2 separate regions of the Homo sapiens genome follow, and region 1 is linked to region 2. The links are chromatin contacts, found by Hi-C in ENCODE. All regions are on one chromosome and are shown on one strand. Each heading gives the region's core, a stretch centred on a gene start or an enhancer-like site at or near the end of the contact. The rest is flanking DNA. Distances are from core to core; before and after follow the strand shown. Region 1 overlaps RALGPS2 (Ral GEF with PH domain and SH3 binding motif 2). Region 2 has its middle 13 kb from the start of MIR4424.

Region 1 (5,949 bases), core at 1,214-3,713, 250 kb before region 2:
TACCTGTCCTTACAGATGTTTGATCTCCTTCAGATTATGTTGTGAACCAGTTCCCCACCCCCTCCCCACACACATGTTCTTTAGTAGGATGTAAAACAATGAATTTGTCAATAATCAAGGTACAGAAACTCTTGAGAGTCTGACTTATTATCAGCTATTTTACCATACCTATTAAGTCAGTAATTATTGGACTATATATGTGAGTAGTTCTAGTAGGTCATATCTTCAGGGGAAACAATATTTGTTATCTGGTATCTAAAGCACAGCTATTATTTATGAAGTTTCTGCTTTTCTATTAAGAAAAAAAAGAGCCCAATCCCAAAACACTGTAATTATGTATTCTTTTAATCCCATAATCACTTCTGTAGTACAAATGGCCAGGGTCAAAATTTAAATTTTGCTAACACTCCTCAAGGACCAGTTAACTCTTTCATTTGGCTTGAATGACTACTTGCCTACTCTGGAACATACTAGCCCTTTAAAAAAATGTGAAAAGAACATCTTGATTCAGGTTAACATCCAGTAGCTCTAGGTCTTCCAATAATCTGAGAGAAGCAAAATATTTCCAACTTTGCTTTCACTGAAAAAACTAGCTTAGTCTCTTAACTTTCCTTTAACTTATATATTAGAGATATTTTTACTTTCTTGTATATTTTCAAGAAAATAATAACTGGCAGGTTAAGTGACTACTTGTTTGTTTTGAGTGTTACTTAAATGTAAAAATAAATGGAAATAAATCTCATTTCTGGCCAAAGGGATTTTCATTACAAGATTTCAGTACATTTAACAAAACTCAAATATTTCTGGTTGTATCTTATTCTTTTAGGGCTTTTCCAAAAGGCCTTACAATTAAATGTATGCTCAAAACATCAACAACAAAATAAAAATGAACTTGGCTGAAGAGTGCTCTTCAAATTTGTTTTTAAGAGTGCTTATCTAAAGGTTGACTGGGGTGGGTTTATTTTTAATCTCCTACTCTAAAAGGATAGAAGCAGGGTAGGAGCTTGTTTAAAAAGACTCAAAAACCAAGGAAGACTGCAACAATCACCTACAGAGGTTTCTGTAAAGACTTTGTTAGACTTGGGGTGAGAAAGATTAAGCTGGTGGAGAGAGGGATAGCACACACTCCTGAAATAAGAGGAGCAAGAGGGCACATGATTATTGTCATACTTGATGCCCTAAAATTGCTCTTCAAATAATAAGGCACTGACCAAATTTTCTCCCCACTATAACCTGAAACATAGGTGTAATCAAATTGCTTTCAATAAGCAAAAGAGTTTTTATGCCTGGATCTCTTTCATTAGAACCCTCCAAATAGGGAAAAAAATGTCACTTTAGACACAAGCCATTTTTAGGGGAGCAAAATCAAAGGTACTTAAATCATTTTGAGAAGGTTCACATGGAAAGTAATTCATCATCAATGTGATTAAATAGCAATATTTGTATCTCAAAGCTTAGAAAAAACAGAATACCACTTTGGCTGTAAAATCATATATTTACTATGTTTGAAAGAAATAATACAAAAAAGAGAGGAAAATAAAAGCAAACCCTAAAAGGTCACTAAAGAAGTCATACCAACCTCATCACTTGCTTTGTATCATCTATTCATGCAACAGCAGTACTATTACTCCACCTGGACACAGTTAAACTCATCTTCCTTTTCAAAAAGGGATCCAATTATTTCAAAAACCTTTGAAGCAGAGGATTTGCTTTATTAAAGATTATCTTCTGTTAGGCAACACTGGCACCCCTTGTTTGCAGAAGATGATTACGTGGTGGTTTAAACACTGGTTGTAAAGGAATGTGCCTCAAAAAAACAGGAAGGAAATCAATACCAGATCTATTCATTTAAAAAGCTAATGGATGGAACCCATTACTATTGATTTTCAATTAGTATGATGCCCTATAGTTTTGTTTTCAGTAGTAAAGGTATACAGTTTACGATTTAACCTTAAAAAGAAATAAAAGACTTATGCTCAAGTCATTTGGCCAAAAGATCAACAGGCTGCTCTTTGAGGGCCCCAGTTTAAGCTAATAAGGAAAGCTAGAGTCTGTAAACATGTTTTCCATTCTTTTTTCCTCCTGTACCAATAGTGCTTCCTAGGCTCCTCATAAATCTTCTAGAAGAGGAATAAAGCCACTTATACAAACTTTGCAGTTATAAACACCCTGACTTTTGATATACAGAAAGAACCAATACCAACACAGTCCACACAGAAGGTAGTGCAATAGTTACATGGCATTTTCCACACAGAAAAAAATATTTGAAATTGAAGCACATGCCTAGGGAGAAAAAAATACTGAAACTCAAATTGTTTGGATCCCTTTTTGTAATGTTTGCCCAAATAATATTTACATAGTGAAGAAAACAAAATAGGAAGGTGTGTTTGATCAGTTCTTGTTCAATTCTTACTGTCTGGAGGTAAAAATCATATTCTGAAAAACAAGCAGAGCCTGAACAGAGCGGGCACGAGGCCAAAAACAGTGCTCTGGAAGGTCATTCTGTAGTTATTTTCAACAGGCTATATAACATGCCAATCATTATGCTTATCATAAACAGGCTTAAATTGAAATTATAACTGAATTTCTAATGAGTTCTTCTTGGCTAAGGGTGAAACAAATGACCTGAATGCTGATGAACATTTTGAGTTTTTGAGTCACTTATTTACAATTGAGGGCAGGCTTAATAAGAAGATTCATCTTCCCACGAATGAACTACCTATATATTTAATATATTTTGGTAACATATTTTCTTTGAATTATTATCAGGTATTATTTGGTAAATTATAGATAAAAAATTCACCTACACTATTTTAAGTCACTTTTCTGTTTTCAATTTGCTTCAAATGCTAAAATAATCTTAAAAAGCAATGACTAATTTTCTGAATGAATAAATTTTAAAGACAGAAAAACAACGACTTCTGTGCTGTTAAGAAATTTAGTCAGTCAGAGGCCACAAGTCTATCTATAAACTATTAACCAAATTTGAACGCTATCTTACTCTACGCAAACATCCATTAATGTTTAGAGCCGAAAGTATCAAAAACATCTTCCAGCTTAGCTCTCTCCCTTTGGCAAAACTATGTGATGTCAGGCTCTGACTTCCAACTGCATATTTCCACAGATATGGTTAACCTACAACATTTCTACGTTAGCTTATTATGACAAACAAATGAAATAAAAAAAATCCACAGGGTTCTCATTCACAATACTTTTTAAAAAAGCACATACACTGTTAAAAACGCTATTTCTGAAGAGAAATAAACAAATTAAGAAATTTTTAAAAATGCAAAACAAAAGTAAGATGTGCAAGGTCTACGTAGTAATACTGCTGGCTATGTCTTTCTATTACCCAACATGGGTTAAGCTTAGAGCATTAATTGAAAAATCATTCAGGACAGGAAACTTTTGTCCTCTCCAGCCTGTGTCACTAAACCCCAGAAATAATGGTATTTCTGTTACATAAGAAGCATATTTGAACTCTTAACATCTTTTCCAAACAGAATACTAAATTAAAAAACTTAACACTCAAAAAAAGCTCTTCTCTTTTCCTTTGGATGGATTTTAAGCTAATTATTGTATAAGCAATATTTTCTATTGAAGTTTCATGGACTCAAGGGCAAAATACTTATAATAAAAAAGTATAAAATTCTCTAAGAATACGAATGTGAGAAATTTTATGTGAGGCCCAAAGTAACAGAAGTCTATTAGTAGATATCAGTCACAAAGCATTACCTTACTCTAGGCCACTGCTAAAATTCATTATGTCTCAAGAGTTTATAACATTCGACATATAGCCTTTGTTTGAGTGTCATTTTTCATTAAAATTCTAAGGCATCTTACCTTCAAACTTTTTTTTTAATAATTCAACATTTACTTTAGAAATTAAATGCATCATTGCATAGAAGAGTTCTCATAAAACTGCTTGGTCAACTACTGACAAAATACGGTTTCATGTCAGAGACCGACAGTAAATTTTCAGAAAAATGTTTTGGTATGTTTATGGTAAATCATACAAGTATAAAGTTTAGATACTTAAAATTTCCAGAATCTGATATTTTCACCTTTATCCCTCTTAAAATTATTTTGTATGTCTTATAACAAAATATATACATACATCTCTATGTGTTACCTTTTAAACAAATATGATCCTGAATCTCATATTGAACAAAAAGAGAGAAAATGAATAATAAAAAAATAACTCTGGCATTATGCACATCAAACACTGTAAAAGAAAATATCCTGACAAAATATCAGTCTGTCTTGATGATAAAAACCACCTATGACTGGGAGAAGGGAAAACCCAATTAACTTGGAAAAAGATCTAATTATTGTAAAATCTCAGAAAAGTTTAGGTTGGGATTATAGCTCTTTACTTAAGCAGATCTGTGGTCCAACAATGAATTCATATAGAAAGCTAAACTTTAACCCTAGTTAGAAACAACCATGTTTTCTGGAACCTATTTAAAAAAAAAGCGTCTGGCAAATGAACACACAGCCTTTGTACCTCCTGCAGGAAATAATGTTCCCCTTACAGTACTACATTTCAGAAGTTTAGTGTTTAAAAAAATTCTCCCCTCATCCAAAACAAAACAAACACCCCCACCCAATCCCAAACAAACCCAAGAACTCACATGACTAACATTTCTCATTCCTACACTCTTGCTGTGAGAAAGCCAGTGAGGTTGCAGACTACTAGAGGGAGAACAAACCTTGCAGGTGGGCTGCTGGTACAATCCCTGCTAAGTCTCTTCACCTCGGTTCAAAACCAGCTCCTGATGGAATCCACAAGAGTATGTTTTTCCTTTTTAAAGCATATCTAAAAAAGGCAATTCCCCCCTCTAAAATTATTACAAAGTTAAAAGAAATGCAAATTAGCTACGATCTATTCCAAGCACAGCACCGCCAGAAGATTCACACACACTATTTGGTGTTTCATGTTGGTTTTCCTTTCATTCTTTTAAGGCAGTGGTTTCCACAGGTCAGTTCTGAGATAAGAAGCATGGTTCATGGCAGTTTGTTTTGCAACTCCAATTTGTTCTCTGGGAATATCTCAAATCATTCCCTGAAATTAGTGCTTTTTTGGTTGAGAACTCCAACGACTGAGACAGAGCCTCTGGGCTCTTCCTGGCACAGGATGGTTTATAGCTGGCGCTCTTTTATCAGGTCCTCATGCTCACGTAGAAGCAACAGTTCACCTCTCTTTTTTTCTCAGGCTTCTACTCAAAAGTCATCAAGTTTGTAGGAACCTAAAAAATATAAGCATTAAAAACTGAGTTTAAAAGTTGTTTTTCAAAGGAGTATTTCTTATCTTTCCTTGTTATTTAGGCAAGCCCAATCTTTCTACTTAAGTATCTTTTAAAAGGAACTTGATATAAGGAGCTTCAATAGTTTATGAATAATTAACATGCTAGAACATTTTTGAGAGAAAATCACCAAAATGAGTTAATACTCTTTCTAGTAAAATGACATCTATACAGGAGAAGGGGTAGAGACAATATCTTTCTTGTCTAACACAGGGGGCTCAGTAGACGTTTACTGAATGAATAAATGAGAGCAAGAGTAAGTATGACTCTGGTAGGGTGAGATTCCAGATACACTTGTTTGCCATTATTTATTTTCTCATTATATATTACAAAAATTCCTAGGTGCATATTTTTAAAATCAGCAAAAATAATTTTATAACAAACATTACTAAGAATTTATTTGTAAAATCATGATTAAAATAAGTACAGAAAAACAAAATTCCTTATTAGAGTTTCACTATGTTAAAACAAATCCTCAAAACCAGTTTTCCAAAATACTGGGAGAGGTATTCATATGTCAGTGGTCTTTTCTGTCCTTAAGACAGCTCTCACAGTTTAGCAACCTCTCTCTGAAACCTATTATATGCAAAAACATAAATACCTTACAAGTGTCAGCTTCTGAATAAAAAAATTATGTTGGCCA
Region 2 (6,249 bases), core at 2,546-5,045:
GGCTGGTCTTGAACTTCTGACTTTAAGTTATCTGCCACCTTGGCCTCCCGAAGTGCTGGGATTCCTGGGATTACAGGCATGAGCCACTGCACCTGACTGAGGACTCCACTTTTTAAATCTCCTTTTTAAAAGAAAAAAAAAATTGAGCTCAACTGCATGAACTCCACTTTTTAAATCTCTGTGGAAGTAAGAGTAAGAGTACCTATGGGGAAACTCATGGCAGGAAAGGTTAAAACCAAAGGGGCTACTTCCCTTCATCTCCCCACCAGAAACTAAAAACTTCAACAACACTTGAATCAAGGGGCTTTGAAATTGTCTGATCCTCCATCAGTTCTTTGGATGAGAAATTGGTCTGGGCCAATTCCTTGGTAGAGTAGATCTACTGAGGTTATTTCAAATACAGCAACAATCCAGGACTAGCCCACGTTAGATAACTGTTGCTTTTATAAACTTATTTTGTGTGTGGTAAAATACACATATCATAGCATTTCCTATCTTAATAATTTTTAAGCATACAAGTCAGTGGCATTAATTACATTCATAACAAGTTCATTTATTCATTCATTCAACATATCTTAGTTGAGTGTATGCTATAGGGCATGCATACTGTCTGATCTTAAAAACAAAGATCCCTAGTTTCATGGAGCTTTCTTCATTCTAGCAGAGAGAGGCAGAAAACTAATAGCAAACATAATAAATAAATAGATTAGGTGGCATGTTAGTAGGTGCCAAAGGCTATGGTTAGGTCCTGGGGCACAGCGTGCCCAGTGTCTGACGGCTTCTGCATCTTTCAAATAGTCCAGAGACCCTTGCTTATCTCCTACCTCCAAAGTCCCACCTTCAAAGACTATTAGTGAACTTGGAGAGTTCACTGGTGTATTAGTAGTTCGTTTTCACGCTGCTGGTAAAGACATACCCAAAAACTGGGAACAAAAAGAGGTTTAATTGGACTTACAGTTCCACATGGCTGGGGAGGCCTCAGAATCGCAGTGGAAGGTGAAAGGCACTTCTTCCATCGCGGCAGCAAGAGAGAAATGAGCAAGATGCAAAAGCGGAAGCCCCTGATAAACCCATCAGATCTCGTGAGACTTATTCACTATCAAGAGAATAGCACGGGAAAGACCAGCCCCCATGATTCAATTACCTCCCCCTGGGTCCCTCCCACAACACGTGGGGATTCTGGGAGATACAATCGAGTTGAGATTTGAATGGGGACACAGCCAAGCCATATCAACTGGTTACCTGACTGAGTAATTAACAAAGAAAATGTGTTCCTTTGAACTGATCTATACGACAACTAAATATACAACAAATGCTGATGGCAGTTGGGGCTGTCAGTTAAAAAGTGTAAAGGTTCTTGCTACACATAGTGTGTTTTCCCCAGACAATAGTCTTCACTTTGAGAATAAGTGTCAAGACAGGTAATTTAAACAGAAAGCCATGCTTTTTTTCACCAATAATGTGATTTTTTAAATAAAAGAAAGAATTATATAGAAATATATACATTTTGAAAATTCTGTCACCTCAAAACCTAAAGTGGCCAAGGACAGAAGAGATGAGGAATGCAGTGATTTATGGTACTCTGCAATGACAATGGAAAACGAATTTTGAAATGCTTTCTTTTGTCAAGTGCAAGGATGCTATCAGATGTTTCCTATAATATATTTTGAGCTTCTGCTTAGGCTGTTTCAGGTAGCAAGGAACACTGTTAACAGAAGTTTATTATAAGCATATATGTGGAAGGAAATAGTAAGCACATGATTATGAAACTAGACCACACCTTGATCATGATCAAAATTAACGTTACCAATGCAGGACAGATGGACATCTGTGCCTCCAGCTGTGATACTTCAAAAAGGACACAAAATCACTAATGTAGTATTCCAACCAGAAATGCATAACCTGGGAGAATATCAGGTAATATCAAGTTGAGGGATGTTCAATAAAGTATCTGACTTGATTTCTTTAAAAATGGCAATGTTATAAAAGACATAACATTGAAAGGCTGAGCCAACGGTTCCAGATTAAAGGAGACTGAAGAGTAGCATAACCAACTCTTCACCCATTCACCTAGGACTGAGTAGTTTCCCAGGATGCAGGACTTTCAGTGCTAAAATGGAGAAGGTCTGGGAAAACAGGGTTATTCTGAATTGATGACTTGATCACCCTGCTGAGGAGACATAATCATTAAATGCAATATGTAAAACATGTGATCCTGGACTGGATCGTGGAATGGAGTGAAAAAAAAAACATGCTACAAGTACATTATTGGGATAATTCACAGAATTAGAACATCAACTTAAAAAAAGTACAGTAAAGTACACAAAACATAAAACTTACCATTTTAACTATTTGTAGATGTACAGCTCAGTAGCATTAAGTCCATTCACACTATTGTGCAACCATCATCACTATCCATCTCCAGAATGTTTTTATCTTTCCATACCTAAACTCTATACCTGTCAAATAATAACTCCCCATTTCCTCCTACTCCTAGCTCCTGGTCACCACCATTCTACTTTCTGTCTCTAGGACTTTGCCTATTCTAGGTATCTCATGTAGGTGAAATCATACAGTATTTGTCCTTTTGTATCCAGTTTATTTCACTTAGCGTAATGTTTTCAAGGTCTATTTATGTTATAGCTTGTGCCAGAATTTCATTCCTTTTTAAGGCTGAATCATTTTCCATTGTATGTATGTACCACATTTGTTTTTGTTTTTGTTTTTGTTTTGTTTTGTTTTGAGACAAAATCTCACTCTGTCATCCAGGCTGGAGTGCAGTGGCACGATCATGGCTCACTGCAAACTCCACCTCCCAGGTTCAAGTGATTCTCCTGCCTCAGCCTCTCAATCAGCTAGGATTACAGGTGCTCGCCATCACACCCGGCTAATTTTTGTATTTTTAGTAGAGATGGGGTTTCACCATGTTGGCCAGGCTGGTTTTGAACTCCTGACCTCAGGTGATCTGCCTGCCTCGGCCTCCCAAAGTGCTGGGATTACAGGCGTGAACCACTGCGCCTGGCCACATTTTGTTTATTCAGTCATCTGTTGATGAACATTTGGGTTGTTTCTACCTTTTCGCTGTTGTGAATAGTGCTGCTATGAACAATGGTGTAGAAATGTGGGGTTTAACATTGAACTATTATATCAATGTAAAATTGCCTGAATTGGAGCTGTGTACCACGACTGTGTAAGAAAATATCTAAGGAAATACATACTGAAATATTAAGAAAAAAAGTGATATATGCATCCTAGTCTCAAATGCTTCAGACAAAAATGAGAAAGAGAGAGAAAGAAATGTGGCAAAATGTTAAAAATTGCTGAATCTGGGTAAAGGGTATGAGTTCTTTGCAATATTCTTGCAACTTTTCTGTAAGTTAATTTTTTTGAGTACAAGAGAAAGGAAGCAAGGGAGAAATTTGATGTATGATATGCGGTCCTTGTGGAGAAAGAAGAATCTATGAAAAGCTGGTCCTCACAGAGCTTGCAATGTCATCAGGGTAATGGAAGATAACGCAGGATTCATCACAGCTTACTTGGGTATCTTGTCCCTATGAACAGAAGTTGGCAACTATACCTATTTCTAGTGCTCGCTCTTTCAGTTTCCAAACTACTCTTTGCTTCTGCCGCTACCAACTAATTTCTCCATCCTGTCCTCTCTTCCTCATCTTCAGCTTGCTCATAGCTTCTATTTTCTTAGGGCTTCTACTTCCTCTTCTCTGTGTGTGTGTTGGCTGCTGCTGCCATCTTCCTCCGGTCCAGGCAGCTGTTGTGGGGTCATGTGGTACACAGCGTGACAACCTTTGCATAGGAGGGCTGCAGCCATGTAACATAAGTGTCTTGCTTGGCCAGTCTAGTCCAACTAAAAGACTATGGTTGGAGCCCTAGATGTGGTGTAGGGAGTTGGTGGTGAGAAAAAGCAAAACACCAAATCTCCCCTGAGGCATTGTGACCCATGTTTGATTTACCTTGGAAATATGAGGAAAAAAATAGAAACTGTGTATATGAAAGTTCAGTAGAATTGGAGGAGACAAGATTTCATTGTAGTTTTGGAGAACATTTTAAGGTTGAGTACTGGAAAAATTCGTCTCTCTCTCCCTCCCTCACTTCATTCCTTCCTTTTTCCCCTGATTTCCTTCCACAAAAATTCATTATGTGCAAGGCATTATAATAGTTGCCACGGGGAATCTAAACTGTATAAGATGTGGTCCCTGCTACAAGAAGCTTATAATCTAGGGTAGTGCATTTTAAACTACAGGCTGCAACCCATTAGTGATTAGTAGATTGTGAAATCAAATCGGTGCATCTGACCAGCATTTAAAAAAACTGAAATTCAATAGAAAGCTCTTAGAGTCCGTCACACTTGGTCATGGTAAATACTGTTGAATGAACATTTTTATAGGTGTGTGTATGTGTACACAGGATTGTGACATAAAATGTATTTCTGCTGTGGGTTATAGAAAAAATAGTCTCAAAGCCATTGATCTAGTAGAACTTAAGCCTATAGCTTCAGTGATCATCCCAGTGCTGATGTCTATCTCCAGCCTAGAACTTCTTCCTGCTCCACACACGGCTTTTCAACTCCCAGCTGGACATCTCAAACTAAACATATCCCATATTGCCCATATCATCTTCCTCCCTAAAATGTTTCTGTTCCAGACATTGAATGTTGGTTAACGACATGCACATCTATCTGGTCATTCAGGACAGAAGACTGAGAGGTACCTAAAGTGTCTTCTTCTGTGCCTTCTCCACTCATTCTTCACATTCAGTTAGCCAATCTGCCTCCTCCCCTCCATCCTTATTAGCACTCTTTGGTTTAGGACCTGTATAATTTCTCTCCTAGTTTCTTGCCATACCTTCTTAACTGGTCTCCTTTTCTTCAGTCTTGTTTCCTAACTCCTGCCCAACAAGTCTGTGTCCTACATTTATTCCCAAGTAATCTTTTAAAAATGCTAAAATGAGTCAGGTGCAATGGCTTACACCTACAATCCCAGCACTTTGGGAGGTTGAGGCAGGAGGATCACTTGAGCCCAGGAGTTTGAGGTCAGCCTGGGCAACATAGTGAGACCCTGTCTCTACAAATAATATTTTTTTAAAAAATTACCCAGGCATGGTGGTGGTATGTGCCTGTGGTCCCAGCTATGTGTAAGGCTAAGGCAAGAGGATCGCCTAAGCCCAGGAGGGCTGTGATTGTGGCACAGCACTCTAGCCTAGGCAACAGAGTAAGACTCTGTCTCAATTTTTAAAAAAAATGTTAACATGACATTTTTTTCTGGTGAAAAACCTTTGATGGTTCCCCACTGCTTTGAGAAAAAATGTCTAATCATGAGAGCCAACATCTTGCTTGGTCTACTTTTGCTACCTTCATCAGCCTCAGTTCCTCATCCTCTCTTAGCCTTACCCCTGATTCTAGTGGTACCAACTAGCTCAGGTGCTCTCATATTTCAGTGACTTTGACTCCCACCTTGAATGTGCTTGCTTCGTTTCTTCGCCTGCGTCTAAATCTTACCCCTCTTTCCCAGCACAGCTCTAATGTCACCTGGTCTTGGGACCCTTTCTGACTGCCCTCCAAGGTTCTCCTTGCATCCTAGGCACGCTGCTGTCCTAGCTAACAGCGCGGTCATTGTTGTTTGGGTTGTCTTCATTATGACCTAGCTGCTAGCAAGGACTCTGTTTTGTTCATCTTTATAAAATAAGCAACTAGCCCAGTACTTGACATCCTAGGCACTGACCAAACATTTGTTGAAAAAATGAATGAAGATGAAATCTCTCAACAGCCCACTCCTTGATTATAATGATAGTATCATAATAATGTTAAATAATTCTTGACAATACTCTTGTTTTCAAAAGTCTTTAGAAGTAGAGGGTGACTGGTTGGCTAGATGTGCTTTGTCTCTATCAGTCCTTTTTCCACCGTCCCCTTCTCTGTCTGGTTCCGATGAGACTAAGAGAACATTGCCATCTGCTTGTAGGAAACATCCAGGAATTCTCCCACCAACAGATTCCTGTTAAAAAAACATACACACAGCCAGAAAAGACAAGAAAAGAAGACAAGAATGCAATGTGTATTGTGTTTATTTTATCTTAAACCCACTTTGTTGTTCTTATTGTTATCTGTATTGTGTTCTAGGCCTTAGGGAGAGAGGTCAGATCCTTTTGTTGCTTACTTTGGATGTAAACGTGCCTGGAAGCAGTGGGCCTGGTCCAGAGTGACTTTGAAGGAATCTTTCAGTCCAGACCCCATAA

Evidence for each region. A loop is a pair of places that touch in the nucleus more often than their neighbours do. Pooled maps may share reads with other maps.
Region 1: a loop to region 2 is called in a map with no recorded cell type, with 3 times the contacts of the local background. The contact joins two enhancer-like sites. A Hi-C loop is called at or near these places in 5 of 37 single-sample maps with no recorded cell type and 3 of 50 pooled maps.

What each region holds. Positions count from the first base shown.
Region 1 is chr1:178,915,630-178,921,578 of GRCh38, reverse strand. RALGPS2 (Ral GEF with PH domain and SH3 binding motif 2) reads right to left here. Exons shown (of 20, transcript NM_152663.5): 20 at 1-5,249. The coding sequence ends at 5,220. Among named protein-coding and RNA genes, the nearest start is that of ANGPTL1, 48 kb to the right of the region's middle. Within about 2 kb of position 2,463, at least 4 of the 41 ENCODE cell types and tissues checked have a DNase peak (open chromatin) inside an H3K27ac peak, as active enhancers do.
Region 2 is chr1:178,661,942-178,668,190 of GRCh38, reverse strand. No RefSeq gene overlaps it. Among named protein-coding and RNA genes, the nearest start is that of MIR4424, 13 kb to the left of the region's middle. RefSeq lists an enhancer at 3,612-3,821. Within about 2 kb of position 3,795, at least 3 of the 41 ENCODE cell types and tissues checked have a DNase peak (open chromatin) inside an H3K27ac peak, as active enhancers do.